Linked DNA regions of Homo sapiens: region 2 is linked to region 1. A link is an interaction called in ENCODE POLR2A ChIA-PET data of the cell type or tissue named here. Cell type or tissue: PC-9. All regions are shown on one strand.

Region 1 (8,000 bases):
GTTTATCAGCCCACAGCCCCACTGTAAGTCTAGGAGCATGTATATACACACAGTGCATCACATTCCACCCATGTCTGTGATCAAGTGTGCAAGTGGGCGGCTATATCTTTCTCCCTGCTCGTATCGTGTTTCAGCTTACTAAACTGGCAATTATAAAGATCTACCTGATTTACAACCTCATTTGACTTACTGAAAATACATCCCTGACCAAAAGGCCCCAGGCTCATTTACCAAATAGAAATAAAATAAATTTAACCATTAAAAAGTCCTTTAAAAAACCAGAGCAGATTTTAGAAAACCTGTAACCCTAGTTAGCTTTCTATCCTGGGCTCCAAATTATGAGATCAAAAATGATCATGAGAGGTCATGTGACTCATCCCTACCTTCAAAGGCTGGATTTCAATCATTTTGGAAAGATATTTATCTACTATTACTTTAAGTAACTTCCAAGAGAAGGTGCTATTAATTTCTTCAGCAGCCTACTCTATCTTCCTTAAAACTTTTATAGCCAAGAAATTCTTTTGGTTTTAAACTGAATTTCTATTGGGTTTACACCAGTTCCCATTTTCTTTGAGTGCTATAAAATTCTTCCCCTAGTTTCCCCTTCTCTGAGGGAATAACACCAGTCTCTTCAACTTTATTCAAATCTTTCACTGCACTTCTTAACTCACTCCAGTAGGGGCAATGCTAGGTGTACAGGAAAGAGAAAAGAAAAAAACCACACCCTCAGCACTACTTTGCCTGCTCACATCCTGGTGGACAGCATTCATCATGGTGGCCTGGAGCCACTGAGAAAAGGTTTCAATGTGTTCTGTAGTTTAATAATACAAGGTAGTTTCTAGTAACAGTTTTCACTAAAATGGTTAAAAAAAAGACATAGCATTTGAAGATAATGTATTTGTTACCCAGATTGTTCTCTTATGTAGAAGGCCTTAGTGCCAGATCATGCTGTACAAATAAGATACTACTGAATTTAGAGCTTGAACTTTTACCTAGTAAGTACCAGTTCCTTTTTAATTTTAGGTAGACAATGATTGTGGACAGCAACCATATATCAATTTGGAAATTTAGTTTATATCAATAAAATTTAATTTATATCATCTAATACATATTATTATAAAGGAAACTGTCCTAGTGGATACAGAGAAGTTGGAAGTATGAAACCTCCATCAATAATTATCATAAAAGGGTGAACAGAGTGTAAGTGTGATACCATATAGAATATGGTATAAGATAAAATAAAGGTATGAGATAAAATTCCAGGAGGTGGGATCAAAAAGCAGAGATTCTTGAGCTGGCTCTTAACAATGGGCAGGATTTTGAACAGACGGAGTCTAGGAAAGGACGAGGTGATCATTTCAAGGAAGGGACTGAATAGACAAAAAAATAGAGGTATAGGACCATGCTCAGACTATTTGAGAAAAAGGAGATTAGTAGATGAAAAAGCCTAAAGGACAGGCTGGAACTAGATGTTGGAAGACGTTAAATATTGAGCTAAGGAGTTTGCCTTATTCTGTAGGCATATAGATATGACCAAACATTTAAGGCTTGAATGGCTGCTATGCATACCAGAAACTATATTTATGAACTACTTATGAATGGTAGCCACACAAAACTAGAGAACAAGATAAATGGTTTTGCCCTCAGAAATGATTACAGCTAGGACTCTATAAAAATAAAAATGGTACACTGCATTTGGTAAGGTGGCCCTCCTTGGGATTACTGGTTTCATGGATAATTAGGTCAGGAAAGTATAGATAAGACTAGGGTAATTAATAAATAACTAAAAATATTATCTAAAAAGAGAAAAATAATCAAAATTCTTCTTTTAAAAGAATCATATTCTTCAATGTCAATAAATCATATAAATCAGTCCAAAACTGCTATTCAGTTATTTTACACTTTAATCAGACCTTAATCTTTTAATACCTAACAATATAGATTTAGATTCACTATATTTCTTCATGGTTTTCTGTAAGCGCATTTACATTGTGGTTTTTGCATCTGATGTAGCTGATGAAGATTGTGCAAAGTCCTAAATTTTCCTCCTTTCAGTTAATAATCAGATAAACTGCAATCTGGTAATCAAGAAGCACCTGGTTCCTAGCGACAGACTTTTTTTTTTTTTTTTTTTTTTTTTTTTTTTTTGAGACAGAGTCTCTCACTCTGTCACCCAGGCTGGAGTGCAGTGGCACCATCTCGGCTCACTGCAACCTCCACCTCCCGGGTTCAAGTGATTCTCCTGCCTCAGCCTCCCTAGTAGCTGGGAGTACAGGTGTGTGCCACCACATCCAGCTAATTTTTGTATTTTTTAGTAGAGATGGGGTTCACCATGTTGGCCAGGATGGTCTCGATCTCTTGATCTTGTGACCCACCTGCCTTGGCCTCCCAAAGTGCTGGGATTACAGGCATAAGCCACCACGCCCGGCCAGTGACAGATTTTTACATGACGAGAAATGACTATTATCATGGGTTATCTGGTCATCATGTTATCTAGATATTTTGAATTGATTCTCCAAATGTACCCCTAACACAACATTTACACATCCAGTATAATATAAACAAGGAGGAAAAAAAAAACTACCATTTTTAAAAACATTATCCATGTGCATACTTTTATATATTATGCCGGTTTTAACTGAGAAGGTTCAGAAGATATGAGTGCATATAAGATAAATATTTCTTGGGAAACCTCTAGATACAAACACTGTATTAATTTCCATAATAGAAAAGGGAAATTAACAAAATAAGGTAAGAGTTATTTCTACTAGCAAGGCCCAGGATAAGCTGCCTAGAAAATTATTTTTCTAAATGGAAATATACCTTTTCTGCTTTGTACTGTACAAGATTATAGGCAAAATTTCAGAGAGCTGAAAATCCTTTCAAATAATACTTCCTTTAGCTTTAATCACAAATAATTGCCTCTTTTGGTGCTAATGAGCATGAGCACCACAAAATGGAATGTAATTCTGTCGGTTCATTCAGGGTAATGGCTTTGTGCATGAGGCCTGCTGCCGAGAGATCTAGTCTCAATTTCCTAGAGTACAATCACTGAGCAGCAGTACATTTTTCACTTGAGGAAGATGTTCTAACCTATGTAAATATAAATAGAAAGCCCATTATCTATTGATAAAAACAACAATGCAGGTTAAATAAAGTTTTATATTTTACTGTTTCCTGTAACGGCCATCAGCTTCCTGGATCATGAAAGTAAATAAAGTACTTCACTTACTGAAATCAATGAGAAACCGTCCAAATCCTTGCCTTTGGTGCTGGGGCATGATCATTATGCAGGAGACATTATACTTCTGCTGGCAAAGCTTTTCCTGAGGGAAGGAGAAACAGATCAAGTATGTCAGAGCCCTGCTGAAGTGGGCAATTCCCTGCACCTGCCACTGTCCTTGTAAAACTGTCCACTAAAGAAAGCCAATGGGTTAGGTCAGGATCAAGCAGAAAAATCCTACTATATTAATCAATCAAACTATCAATTAACAACAAACCATCGACTCTGACATGCCTCTCAACTACATCTTTATTCTTGAAAGTCAGTGCCATAAAATATGCATAAAGAATCCAAGGAAATATATGAACCAAATAAAACAGAATATAGACAGCATAAAAGAAATGCTTTCCTTGCTCAAATAACTTCAGAGATAGAGAAAATAACATCCCAGGGAGTCACCCAGTGGAGTAAGTTAGGATTTAGCTGGCTATCTTGCTAAATATAATAATAATCTACAACTCTGCAACAGCAATCTGTCTTCTGCCTTTGGGCAAATGTCCCAGTGAAACTAAAACAGTATCTGTGTGGGTAGATGTGCACACATATATTTCTCCTATGAATAAAAAGTCAATGTAAAAAGCTAGAGAAATAATCTGCATTTCAAACCAGGAAAACAAAATAAAATGAAACAAAAAGACAACAACAAGAAACCCTAAAGCCTCCAAACAAAGGTTAGACCAAAATATTACGAACAGTTTGAAACCAGGAGGAAGACTGGGTAGAACATGGTAAGAAACAGCTCTTACAGTTAAAGAAGAATTTGCAACTTTCATGGGATGTGGCATCAGGGCAGTATTTTTTTATTCAGAGTACAAAGAAGTTGCCAAAACCTACACAGAGATCTGGAAAAGGCTTTTGAGGTCGTGGATGCTCTGGCCAAATATAAACCACAAATAAGACTGACCACAAATGGTACAGACCACACCAAAGAATTACTTCAGAACACCCAGATCTTTAATGAACCAATTTGAAAGATCACAGGAGATGGTTGTGGAAAAAACCCTACAGGGCAGAATTGAAGATTTCTTTGTGAAAAAGATGTACTCCCAACTTTTGCACATTTGTAGTTGTCTATGGAGCCTCTAAAAAATGAGGATGAAGCAATGTGTGTCAGTTTTTCTAAGAAGATGAATTGTCCCTCACTGGATGTGCACATCAATGGCAAAGGTTCAAGTAATTCGTCTGTTTTGCAAAGTTAGACAAATGGGTCACTCTCTCTAAAAAGAAATGTACTCTGGGTTAAGAGAATTCATCCTTGATACCATTCCTTGCTTTGTCCAGAACCATTTCCACCTTTCGGAGTTTTTTGAGATCCAACATAGTAGTGATCCTTCTTCCCCTCCGTGCAGCTTAACATGTTACTACAGCTAAATTCTAAGCTATGAATAAAATAACTAATCCTTCTTTCCTTTCTGTTTACAGCCATCTATTATGTGCTTGGAAAGTCATATGCATGTAACAATTTGCACTGAACCTTTCCAGGTCATTCCAGCCCTTCTCTGGCTATCCTTGAACTGTAGTTCTAATAACCTCTAGAATGTGGTTCAAGAATAGCCCCAAAGGGCCAGAGTCCTCTAGATTCCAGCTGACACATGAGAATATGGTTTAGTTTCATCTAGTCTTTTTTTTTTTGAGATGGAGTCTTGCTGTTGCCAGGCTGGAGTGCAGTGGTGCAATCTCAGCTCACTGCAACCTCCGCCTCCTGGGTTCAAGGGATTCTCCTGTCTCGGCCTCCAGAGTAGCTGGGATTACAGGGTGCCACAATGCCCAGCTAATTTTTGTATTCTTAGTACAGACGGGGTTTCACCATGTTGGCCAGGATGGTCTCTCGATCTCTTGACCTCATGATCTGCCCACCTCGGCCTCCCAAAGTGCTGGGATTACAGGCGTGAGCCACCGCACCCGGCCTCATCTAGTCTTTTAACATGCTTATTTTTTAGATTAATTTTTGTTTCACTATACTGCCAAGGCATATTAGTATTCCAGAATAGTAGGAAATAACAGCAGCTGCTGCCATGCTATAGAAGAAACTATGAGAAAAGTTGAGCTAGTTCTGAGTAAAATTTTGGGTACCCTGGCAGGAAGAGAGGCAGAAATTCAAACTTCAAGAATCACCACCAACTCTACACATGGCTGCTACTCAGCAGCCAACACAAGACCCAGGAGTGGGATGGTCAGTGCAGCACGAGGAAGGTGGGCACCGTTAAGCCTATGTTTAAATCCACAGACAATGAAAGAAACACCATTTTCTAACAGCAAGGACGCAACCACTATTCTTTTTAAGTTTCTGGAGAAGAATGATCTTGACAAACCTACATAAAAGGTAAGGTGTTTTATTTATTAATCATATAGATTTCCTATTTATTGTTTTATTCAGTGTTAATTCTCTATCATCTTTTGAATTTGTAATGTGCAAATTAACTTTCTTCTTTTTCATTTTAAAGCTTTACCAAATATGTGGATTAAAACACTGAGACAGTTTTCCATGAATGCTGTTACTTATTTTTGTTTATGATCTTTGGGTTGATTCTTAAATTTAGGATAGCTATAGTTTGCAAGTACCTTCACATATATTCTATCTTTTGAAACTTCATTAAAATGGCACTTCTATAAAGCATCCCATTTACATTGTGCAAGAGCAGATTCATTAAAATTCATGTATCACCTAATATAAAAAAATATCATAAATAAGAGAGTTTGGACCTTCTATCTAAAAGTCTCATAATTATTGTCTCTATTTATGTACCATCCTGGTACATTTAACTATTTCCTAGGTACCTCAGAAAAGTTAAGGTCATTACCTGGTAAACATCTCCAAACTCAGTTTTCCTTTATTGCAAAGGAGTTATTGTTTCTTAGAAGCCTTTGAGCAGAAGAATGTGAGTGAACTGCTCTGAACCAGTAAAAAGGACAAGCTATATCCGTCCCCTCAATATGTCGATTGTTTTCCCCACTCTAACAGCCAGAGATACTTAGGCTTTCTTTGTTCTTGTTTTGTTTTGTTTTGTTTTGTTTTTGAGATGGAGTCTCCCTCTGTTGCCAGGCTGGAGTGCAGTGGCGCGATCTCGGCTCACTGCAACCTCCACCTCCCAGGTTCAAGCAATTCTCCTGCCTCAGCCTCCCAAGTAGCTGGGACTACAGGCGTGCACCACCAGGCCCAGCTAATTTCTTGCATTTTTAGTAGAGATGGGGTTTCACCATGTTGGCCAGGATGGTCTCTATCTCTCGACCTCATGATCCGCCCACCCCGGCCTCCCAAAGTCCTGGGATTACACGCGTAAGCCACTGAGCCCGGCTGATACTTAGGCTTTCTAAAGGTGAGATTGCTTTAGAACTTAAAACCATAGCACAGAGAATAAGAGACAAAAGTGTAAAACCAGTCATTTTATCAGCTTGACTGTCCAAATGCCAGCGTCCTAACTCACTGAGATACTGTTGACCACAGAGGGAAGGCAACAAGGAGAAAGGAGAATTCTCTCTTAAATGCTACACTAAACTGAAACCTTCATGTTGACACCACTTAAAGGGAAAACGGAAATAAGCTAAACACTGAGAAAATCAAAGACGCTAAGTGGTCCACAAGGCAGCAATTAGAGTGTCATCAAGGCGGCACACAGTGCTGAGGTCCTTTACACACTTACTAGGCACCATGTTTTTTGTTTTCATCTTTTAAAATGAGCTCTGAACAAGAACCTGAGCTTTTCAAAAACACATGTCACTTATTCAAATTATAGTAATGAAAAAGCCCTGTTCAAAGAATTGGGCTCTACCAAAAACATTTTGAAAAAGAAAATGAAGGTCATGCTGGCTCTTGTTTTACCTTAGAGAAGTATCCAACCAGATGACAGCCCTTTTCATCATTTTTTGTAAGGACATAAAAAAGGAATGGCTCGACATCATAATACAACGTTTTGTGGTCCAGGAAGAGCTTGGCTAACAAGCAAAGGTTTTGGCAATAAATTTTGCTCATATTCCCATCAACCTAGCAAAAAGAAACAGACAACATTATTTAACATAAAAATACTGCACCATATAAAATTGTTTCTTCTATATGGTATTTCAGAAAGTACATCATTTTATTTCCAAATCCTAAACTGAGAGATTAAAACACTCTATTAAGCAAGTACAGCTTTAACCAGAAAACAGCTGTCACTGGCAAATCAGAATTCCACATTTTCTCTTAAATTAGGGTACATTTAAGGTAGTTAAAATTTCTCTTTAAGCTACCAAAGAAGGGCCAAACCACTAGTAAAGGAGTAATTTTTACTTGTAATTTATTCTGAGCTAAAAATGATCAGGCATGTCCTCTCTATCTGAACCGAATAAATCTGTATTAAGGAAATATAAACAGATCAAAATACTTCTCAAGTAAGTTAAACTTTATGTTGTTTCAAAAGGGTTTCACATAAAACTAAAATAAATGAACTGTATTATTCTGATTCCTCAGAAGTGTGGATTAGCAAAGAGGTTTCCATTTTGGTTTTATCCCAAGCATCATCTTAAATATAATTGGAAAAGATAAAATATCTATGTTGGGAATACTTACAGAGAAAGTGATATGAATTTCAACCTACAATAAGCACTATGATTACAGTCTACTTCTCTTCAAAATAAAAGAATCAAGCTGTGATACTGATGGCTATAGACAGGAGGCTAGGCACAGATGCCAATTTCTTTGATCAAATGTAGTTACTCTTTGAAAATAGAAAACACAGCA
Region 2 (8,000 bases), 230 kb before region 1:
ACTGCCCCAGGCAATTTCAGATCACATTTCTCAATGTAATCTCTAACTTCTGACTTTTTAAATTTCTCCAAACTGGGCAAAATACAGCAAATACAGGTCTTAGGGGTACTTTTTACCCTTGCAAGGTGGCTTTGAGGCTGGTGGCCAAGGCTTAAACCAAATGAAACCTGAGCTTGGTCTAGCATCAAGGTACAATCCAGCACTCTTTCACTTTGATTTTAGCTATCACAAATAACAATAATCAAGGGATTGTATATTTTGTTTGTTTCTTATTGTTTGCGTTTCCTTATGCACCCAGTGAACCAACTCCCTTGGAGTTGGATCTATCTTTGAATTCCACTGGTAATTTTTAAGTACCTGAGCACAGCACAGTTGTGGCTCCATAGCAGGGGTGACCATCTGACCACCCAGGAGTCAAAAGTTCCTCATTTCCCATCCATTTATCCTTTTTCTTCCTAAACCATGCTTCGATGAGCCACTCTAGCTAGAGCCACTCTAGCAAATCCCAATCCTGACATCAATTCTGAGGATACAGAAAAAAACCAACTCAGTTTCTCCTACTATTCTCTCACAACACAGAATGCTTCTGTGACCACATGTGTGAGGGCTTTCCTCACACACCAAGCAAGCAATAATTTCTGCAGCAGACACTGGCTAAATGTCCTCTAATTCTACCTGGAGACATCAGATGCCACAGGTTAAGGGCTTAGTCCCACAAGACTGCCCTCCTCCCACTTCAGATGCCAACTGCAAGCCCCAGGTTGTTTTAACTCTGCTTCTGACCTGGCACCTCTAAACAGAGGTTCCCACAAGCCCCTTCTTGGGTTCAATTAATCTCCTAGAGCAGGTCACAGAACTCAAGAAACACTTTATTTACATTTACCAGTTTTAATAAAGGATATTACAAAGGATACAGATGAAGAGATGTACAGTGCAAAACATAGGAAGGGACACAGCTTCAATGCCCTCTCCAGACATGCCACCTTCCAGTAACCTCAGCTACCTAGCTCACTGACCTCTGTCCTTGTGGGTTTTCATGAGGCTTCATTATACAGGCATGACTGATTAAACCACTAGCCATTGGTGAACAATTAAACCTACAGCCCCTCTCCCCACCCCCTCTAATCACACCTTGGTCTCTCCACTGACTAGCCTCCAGCCCGAAGCTACCTAAAGGTGGCCAGCCACCAGTCAAAACTCATTAGCATACAAAAAGATACTTAATACTTTCGGGATTCCAAGGATTTTTTAGGAGTTCTATGCCAGGAGAGGGAAGGAGAACCAAATATATACTTCCTAATATCACAAGGAGCATTAAGCAATGCTTCTGGGTACTGCTGAATTGGAGTGGCAGCTAACATTACTGAAGTGGGAAAGGCTAGGTACATTTCCAAACTAATTCCCAGGAGTCATTAAATGACACAGGGGTCCCAAGCTGCCTTCCCATTTTAACTATGAACTCCTAGTAGCTGAGAGAAGCTTCTTCCACTTACATTAAATCTGTTAAAATGCCACAGACATCCAAGAACATCAATGTAAGTAACAGAATAGTGTACTGTATGAATCTTGAGGTTTTTATTGCTGTAGTGCAATTAGAAATGGAGAAGGCGGCCAGCTGTGGTGTCTCATGCCTGTAATCCCAGCACTTTGGGAGGCTGAGGCGGGTGGATCACTTGGGGTCAGGAGTTTGAGACCAGTCTGGCCAACAAATCCCATCTTTACTAAAAAATACAAAAAAATTAGCCAGGTGTGGTGGCGGGCACCTGTAATCTCAGCTACTCAGGAGGCTGAGGCAGAAGAGCTGCTTGAACCCAGGAGGCGGAGGTTGCAGTGAGCCAAGATCGCACTACTGCACCCCAGCCCGGGCGACAGAGACTCCATCTCAAAAAAGAAAAAAAAAAAAAAAAGACAAAGTGATGATTAAAATACTAGCCAGGTGCAGTGGCTCATGCCTATAATCCCAACAGCCTCCTTTGGGAGGCTGAGACAGGATGATAGCTTGAGCCTAGGATGGGCAACATATGGAGATCCCATCTCTACAAAAAAACATCAAAAAATTAGTTGGGAATAGTAGGAGGCTGAGGTTGAACCCAGGATGTCAAGGTGCCGGGAGTCGTGATTGTGCCACTGCAGTCCAGCCTCGACAACAGAGAGCCTTAAAAAAGCACTATTATTTCTGACACAGTAAGAACCACTCAGGGACCAAACACCAGCTATACCTGGACTTAGACAGGCCTATGGCTCAAGGTTATCATCAACATTAACTCGGCAGCTTTTGAGGTTAAACAAACTCCACCAGCCTGGCCTGGAAATAAAACGTCTAACACTGTATCCATCAAAAAAGCGCATTTCAAAATCTAAAACTAATCTATCTGTAAACTGGGGACTGTGTGAAATCAGTTCAAATTTTCAACATAATTCAGTATACCCAAAGACTCATTCCCACAACCAAAACCCCCATTCTAAGTCCACAAAAGTACTCACAGAAATGGAAGCAGTGGGATCCAACTGATATTTAGCTGCAATGCCAAAACGAGTGCAGTTGGTACCTGATGTCCAAGCAAGGTTTACTGAAGTGTCAAGATCTTCACAAACTTTCTGATAAATTGATCCTCCAAATTCTGTCCCATCATTGCTATAAGATATTTTAAATTAGTAGATCTAGAATAGACAATGTAATAATGTCTAAGGCACAGGCTGATTTGTAGCATTACATTTAAATAAAAAACCACAGCTCAAGTGGGTCTTTAGTGTTCCACTGAAAACTTGCAAGTTTTAACAGGTTTTTTTCCCCAACCCATACCCATACAGGGATTGGTAAAATGAACCACAGAATATCCATTCAGTGGAATTATCACACTGTATTAAACATGCAAGAGGTTCTCAAACAGCCTTTTGGTTACGTATTTTATATATAAGTATATATACACACACATATAAAAAGGTGAACCACAACATTAACAAAGATTATATACCTAGCTGGCATGATTGTAAGAAACGTAGGTTTTCTTCTTTGTGCTTCTGTTATTTACCAATGAATTTTTACAATGGAAAGAAAAACATTTTAAGTACTTTCTATGTATCTATCTAGTTTGGGCTAGGTAAAAACACCAGGCTGGATGCAGTGGCTCACGCCTATAATCCCAACACTTTGGAAGGCTGAGGCGGGAGGATCGCTTGAGGCCAGGAGTTTGAGACAAGCCTGGGCAACATAGCAAGACCCCATCTCTACAAAAATAATTAAAAACAAACAAACAAAAAAACAACAATAGCCGGGCACAGTGGCTCACGCCTGTAATCCCAGCACTTTGGCAGATCACGAGGTCAGGAGTTCCAGACCAGCCTTGCCAGCATGGTGAAACCCCGTCTCTACCAAAAATACAAAAATTAGCCAGGCATGGTGGCACACGCCTGTAGTCCCAGCTACTTGGGAGGTTGAGGCAGGAGAATTGTTTGAACCCGGGAGGCGGATGTTGGAGTGAGCCGAGATCGCAAAAGAGCAAGACTCTGTCTGAACCAAAACAAAAAAAGAAAGAAAAAAGAAAAAGAAAAAAAAACCCAACCACAAAACACCATACATTTTAGGCAATCCTATCAAGTCAGCATCTCACACATCAAAATAATTAAGTAAAATGAATGTACTGGTAGCAGTCTGCCAATATATAATGCCTCTTGTAAAAATACAAAGCACATTAAACCCCATATAAAATGAACATTTACTCTCTCAGCACCAAAGGTCAGACTAACAGTCTTCTACTATAAACTTTCAAGGGGCACCCTAGAAATGACCAAGAATGATTTTGTTTTTAAATGTTATGAGAAATCCTTTAGGGTGCACCCAGATCAATAAGATGACAGACATCAAAATCATCCTCTGAGGGCCCACATCACAGTATCCTATGAAAGAAATACTTACACATTAGTGTGTAGCTGGAAGTCCCCAGTCCTGTAGCCCACTGCAAAGTTATTCCTTGTCAGCTTTGATTTGGCACTGTCAAAGGTCATCTGGTAGCCAGCAAGCCAGCCCTCATAACCAAAGACAGCTGAACCATGGATTGCAGGTCCAGCAAAATCAAAGTCAACATCACAACCAAGGTTTATACACTCCCTCTTGTAAGAAGACTTGATTTTACCACTTTTCTTTCTGGAAAAAGAACAAACTGATGTCATTGGGAAAAATTTACACACACTTCTGCACAAGAGAGCACAAAACAGACTTAAATAAACTGCAGTATGACCAGGGAGTAAAAATCAGCAATACAATAACAGGGAGTAAAAAAGTCAGCTCAATGAACTACAAGACAAGGACACATGAAGCAACTGGACAGCCATCTAGGAAAACTGCTTTGCAGAACAAACAATCAGTCACAAAAGCCTGTTAGAAACACATTAGTTGCCCAAGTTAGTGCAACAACAAAGAGGCAAATATTTGAAGGCAAGCCAATGATAGCAACCATAGTATTCTAAAAGCAGATATGGGCCAGGCATGGTGGCTCCCGCCTGTAATCTCAGCACTTTGGGAGGCTGAGGCGGGCGGATCACCTGAGGTCAGGAGTTTAAGATCAGCCTGGCCAGCATGGTGAAATCCCGTCTCTACTAAAAATACAAAAAAATTTAGCCAGGCACGGTGGCATATGCCTGTAATCCCAGCTACTCAGGAGGCTGAGGCAGGAGAATCGCTTCAACCCAGGAGGCAGAGGTTGCAGTGAGCCAAGATCGCACCATTGCACTCCAGCCTGGGTGACAGAGAATAAACAAACAGGCTGCGAGCGGTGGCTCACACCTGTAATCCCAGCACTTTGGGAGGCTGAGGTGGGCAGATCACGAGGTCAGGAGTTCAAGACCAGCCTGATCAACACGGTGAAACCCTGTCTCTACCAAAAATACAAAAATTAGGTGGGCGTGGTGGCACATGCCTGTGATCCCAGCTACTCAGGAGGCTGAGGCAGGAGAATCACTTAAACCCGGGAGGCAGAGGTTGCAGTGAGCCGAGATCGCGCCACTGCACTCCAGCCTGTGTGACAGAGTAAGACTCTGTCCCAAATGAAAATAAAATAAAATAAAATAAATACAATAAAATAAAATATGGAAAAAAAAAAAAAGGCTGGGCGTGGTGGCTCATGCCTGTAATCCCACCACTCTGGGAGGCCAAGGTGGGCAGATCACCTGAGGTCAGGAGTTCCAGGACAGCCTGGCCAACATGGCGAAACCCCGCCTCTACTAAAAATACAAAAATTAGCTGGGCGTGGTGGCACGCACCTGTAGTCCCAGCTACTCAGGGAGGCAGAGGCAGAAGAATCGCTTGAACCCAGGAAGCTGAGACTGCAGTGAGCCAAGATGATGCCACTGCACTCCAGCCTGGGTGACACAGCAAAGACTCCATCTCAAATAAATAAATAAAAGCAGATACAGAGATTTCACCACCACAAGGTAGCTTAATAAGCTATCAAACAGTAAATGTACACCTTTTCTAAATATACAAAAGAGAAATACTTTTAAATGTAATACAGATAAAAATGTCTGTGCTTACCCTGTGTTTGGTGAGAAGGTAGTATCAAATGTCAGTTTCAAACCTTGACAAATCTATTTTGAAAGAAAAGTAATTTGTTTTCTTTTTTTGAAATACAAAAATAAATTAATAAAATTAATACTAAAATTTTCAAAATGTTACCTGGTCTTCAATTGCGATTTCTGTTCCCAGAGTGTTATCAGTGTTCCACTTTTCTGTGAAAGTCAGACCATACTCACACCACTTGTATTTGGTCTCCAAGGTCCCAGTAACTTTACCAGTGTCTGTATTAGATGAACCGGACGTTGAAAATTCCTAACAAGACAATCAATAACTTCATGAACATTCTCATAAGCCTAGAATTCATCACTGCCTTACACACGCACACACACACAAACCCCCTGAAACATTTGGTAAATTCATGAATCCTTTTTCTAGCTTCCTAAACACTCGTATCCTTCTGCACTGTGCTACTCTCTAAGCATATATAAGAGTGACAAATAAGCCTTTGAGCAACTGACTGCCACTTTACATACACAGCTGACACTTCCAATCAATCACAAGTTAACCTGTAGTGAATTCTCAAGTGAACAAACTGTACACCTTTTTTTTTTTTTGAGACAGAGTCCCGCTCTATCGCCAGGCTGGAGTGCAGTGGCGTGATCTCGGCATACTGCAACCTCCGCCTTCCAGGTTCAAGTGATTCTCCTGCCTCAGCCTTCCAAGTAGCTGGGATTACAGGTGCCCGCCACCACACCCAGCTGATTTTTGTATTTTTAGTACAGATGGAGTTTCACCATGTTGGTCAGGCTGGTCTCCAACTCCTGACCTCAGGTGATCCACCCACCTCGGCCTCCCAAAGTGTTGGGATTACAAACGTAAGCCACCACCCCAGCTAACTGTACATCTTTTAAGGAAGGTTTTGCTAAGGTGATTTTATTTGGGATTCAAAAATCAATGGGGGACTGAGTGTGGTGGCTCATGCCTGTGATCCCAGCACTTAGATACCAGCCTGGGCAACATAGCAAGACCATGTCTCTACAAAAATTAAGAAACCAGCTCAGCGTGGTGGTGTGCGCCTGTAGTCCCAGCTACTCAGGAGGCAGAGGTGGGAGGACTGCTTGAGCCTGGGAGGTCCAGGCTGCAGTGAGCCATAATCCCACCACTGCACTCAGCATGGGTGACACAGTGAGACCCTGTCTAAAAATAATAATGTGCCAATCCCTGGTTGCACACGAACTGAAAAAGAAAAAATACGGAGGGCTTATCTGAATTTTTTTTTTTTTTTTGAGACAGCATCTTGCCTCTGTCACCCAAGCTGGAACACAATGATGTGATCACAGCTGACTGCAGCCTCAACCTCCCAGGCTCAAGTGATCCACGTACCTCAGCCTCCTGAGTAGCTGGGATCACAAGCATCACCACGCCAAGCCTAAGGAAGACAGCTGATGTGAAAATAATAAAGAGACTACAGCCAGAAATTGTGATATCTGTAGAGTGAGAAATATCAAAAATTGTATCAATAGGAGGAAAGGCCAGTCAACCTTCTCTCAGAAAATAGAACATTTGTATAACTATTGCTCTGCTGTTAGAGACAAATCCTTAGGTCTTACATCACTCTCCTAAATTAGACCCTTTCATTAACAGGAATTTCAAGTCAAAGCATAGCCCTCAATACCTATACTAAAAAGCACTGGACTGGCTGGGTGTGGTGGGTCACACCTGTAATCCCAGCACTTCAGGAGGCCAAGGCGGGCCGATCACTTGAGGTAGGGAGTTTGAGACCAGCCTAGCCAACATGGTGAAACCCCGTCTCTACTAAACATACAAAAATTAGCCGGGCATGGTGGTGCATCCCTGTAATCCCAGCTACTCAGGAGTCTGAGGCAGGAAAATCACTTGAACCTGAGAACCTGAGGTTGCAGTGAGCCAAGATGGCACCACTGCACTCTAGCTTGAGTGATGGAGTGAGTGAGACTCCATTTCCAATTAAACAAAAAAGCACTGGATCATGTTAGGAAACACTAGATATAAAAATTAGGAGTTCTGATGTCCAGTTCTTCGTGTCATTTACTAAATGCATCACACTGAGCAGGACACAACATTTTGCGGTTTTTTTTGGAGACAGGGTCTCACTCTGTCGCCCAGGTTGGAGTACAGTGCCACAGTCATAGCTCACTGCAGCCTCAAACTCCTGGGCTCAAGCGATCCTCCTATCTCAGCCTCCCAAGTAGCTGGGACTTCAGGTACCCACCAACAAGCACAGCTAATTTTTAAATTTTTTTGTAGAGACGGGGTCTCACTATGTTGCCCAGGTGAGTCTCAGAACTCCTGGGCTCAAGGGATCCTCCTGCCTTGGCCTCCCAAAGCGCTGGGATTACAGGAATGAGCCACTGTGACCAGCCTCACTTAACTTTTTTGGGTCTGTTTCTGCAACTATAATTACAAAGCCTACCTCCGAATGATTAAATTGAACTGACACTGTGAAAGT

The links. ChIA-PET counts read pairs that join two places held together with the same protein. Peaks named below come from ENCODE experiments on the same cell type or tissue, not always from the same donor. Only the 100,000 strongest peaks of a DNase experiment are listed, where the experiment ranks them.
Region 2: POLR2A ChIA-PET joins it to region 1 with 13 read pairs; 2 of 35 experiments call an interaction of 5 or more read pairs at or near these places.

What each region holds. Positions count from the first base shown.
Region 1 is chr10:74,984,345-74,992,344 of GRCh38, reverse strand. It overlaps KAT6B (lysine acetyltransferase 6B), which reads right to left. Exons shown (of 18, transcript NM_012330.4): 12 at 7,104-7,265; 13 at 3,233-3,326. Among named protein-coding and RNA genes, the nearest start is that of SNORD172, 33 kb to the left of the region's middle. In PC-9, a CTCF peak has its summit at 690; no DNase peak of the experiment used is centred here.
Region 2 is chr10:75,216,887-75,224,886 of GRCh38, reverse strand. VDAC2 (voltage dependent anion channel 2) reads right to left here. Exons shown (of 10, transcript NM_001391963.1): 5 at 5,672-5,824; 6 at 5,531-5,583; 7 at 3,917-4,144; 8 at 2,485-2,635. Among named protein-coding and RNA genes, the nearest start is that of VDAC2, 10 kb to the right of the region's middle. RefSeq lists enhancers at 171-926, 1,681-2,436. In PC-9, no CTCF peak of the experiment used is centred here; no DNase peak of the experiment used is centred here; H3K4me3 peaks cover 561 bases; H3K27ac peaks cover 2,969 bases.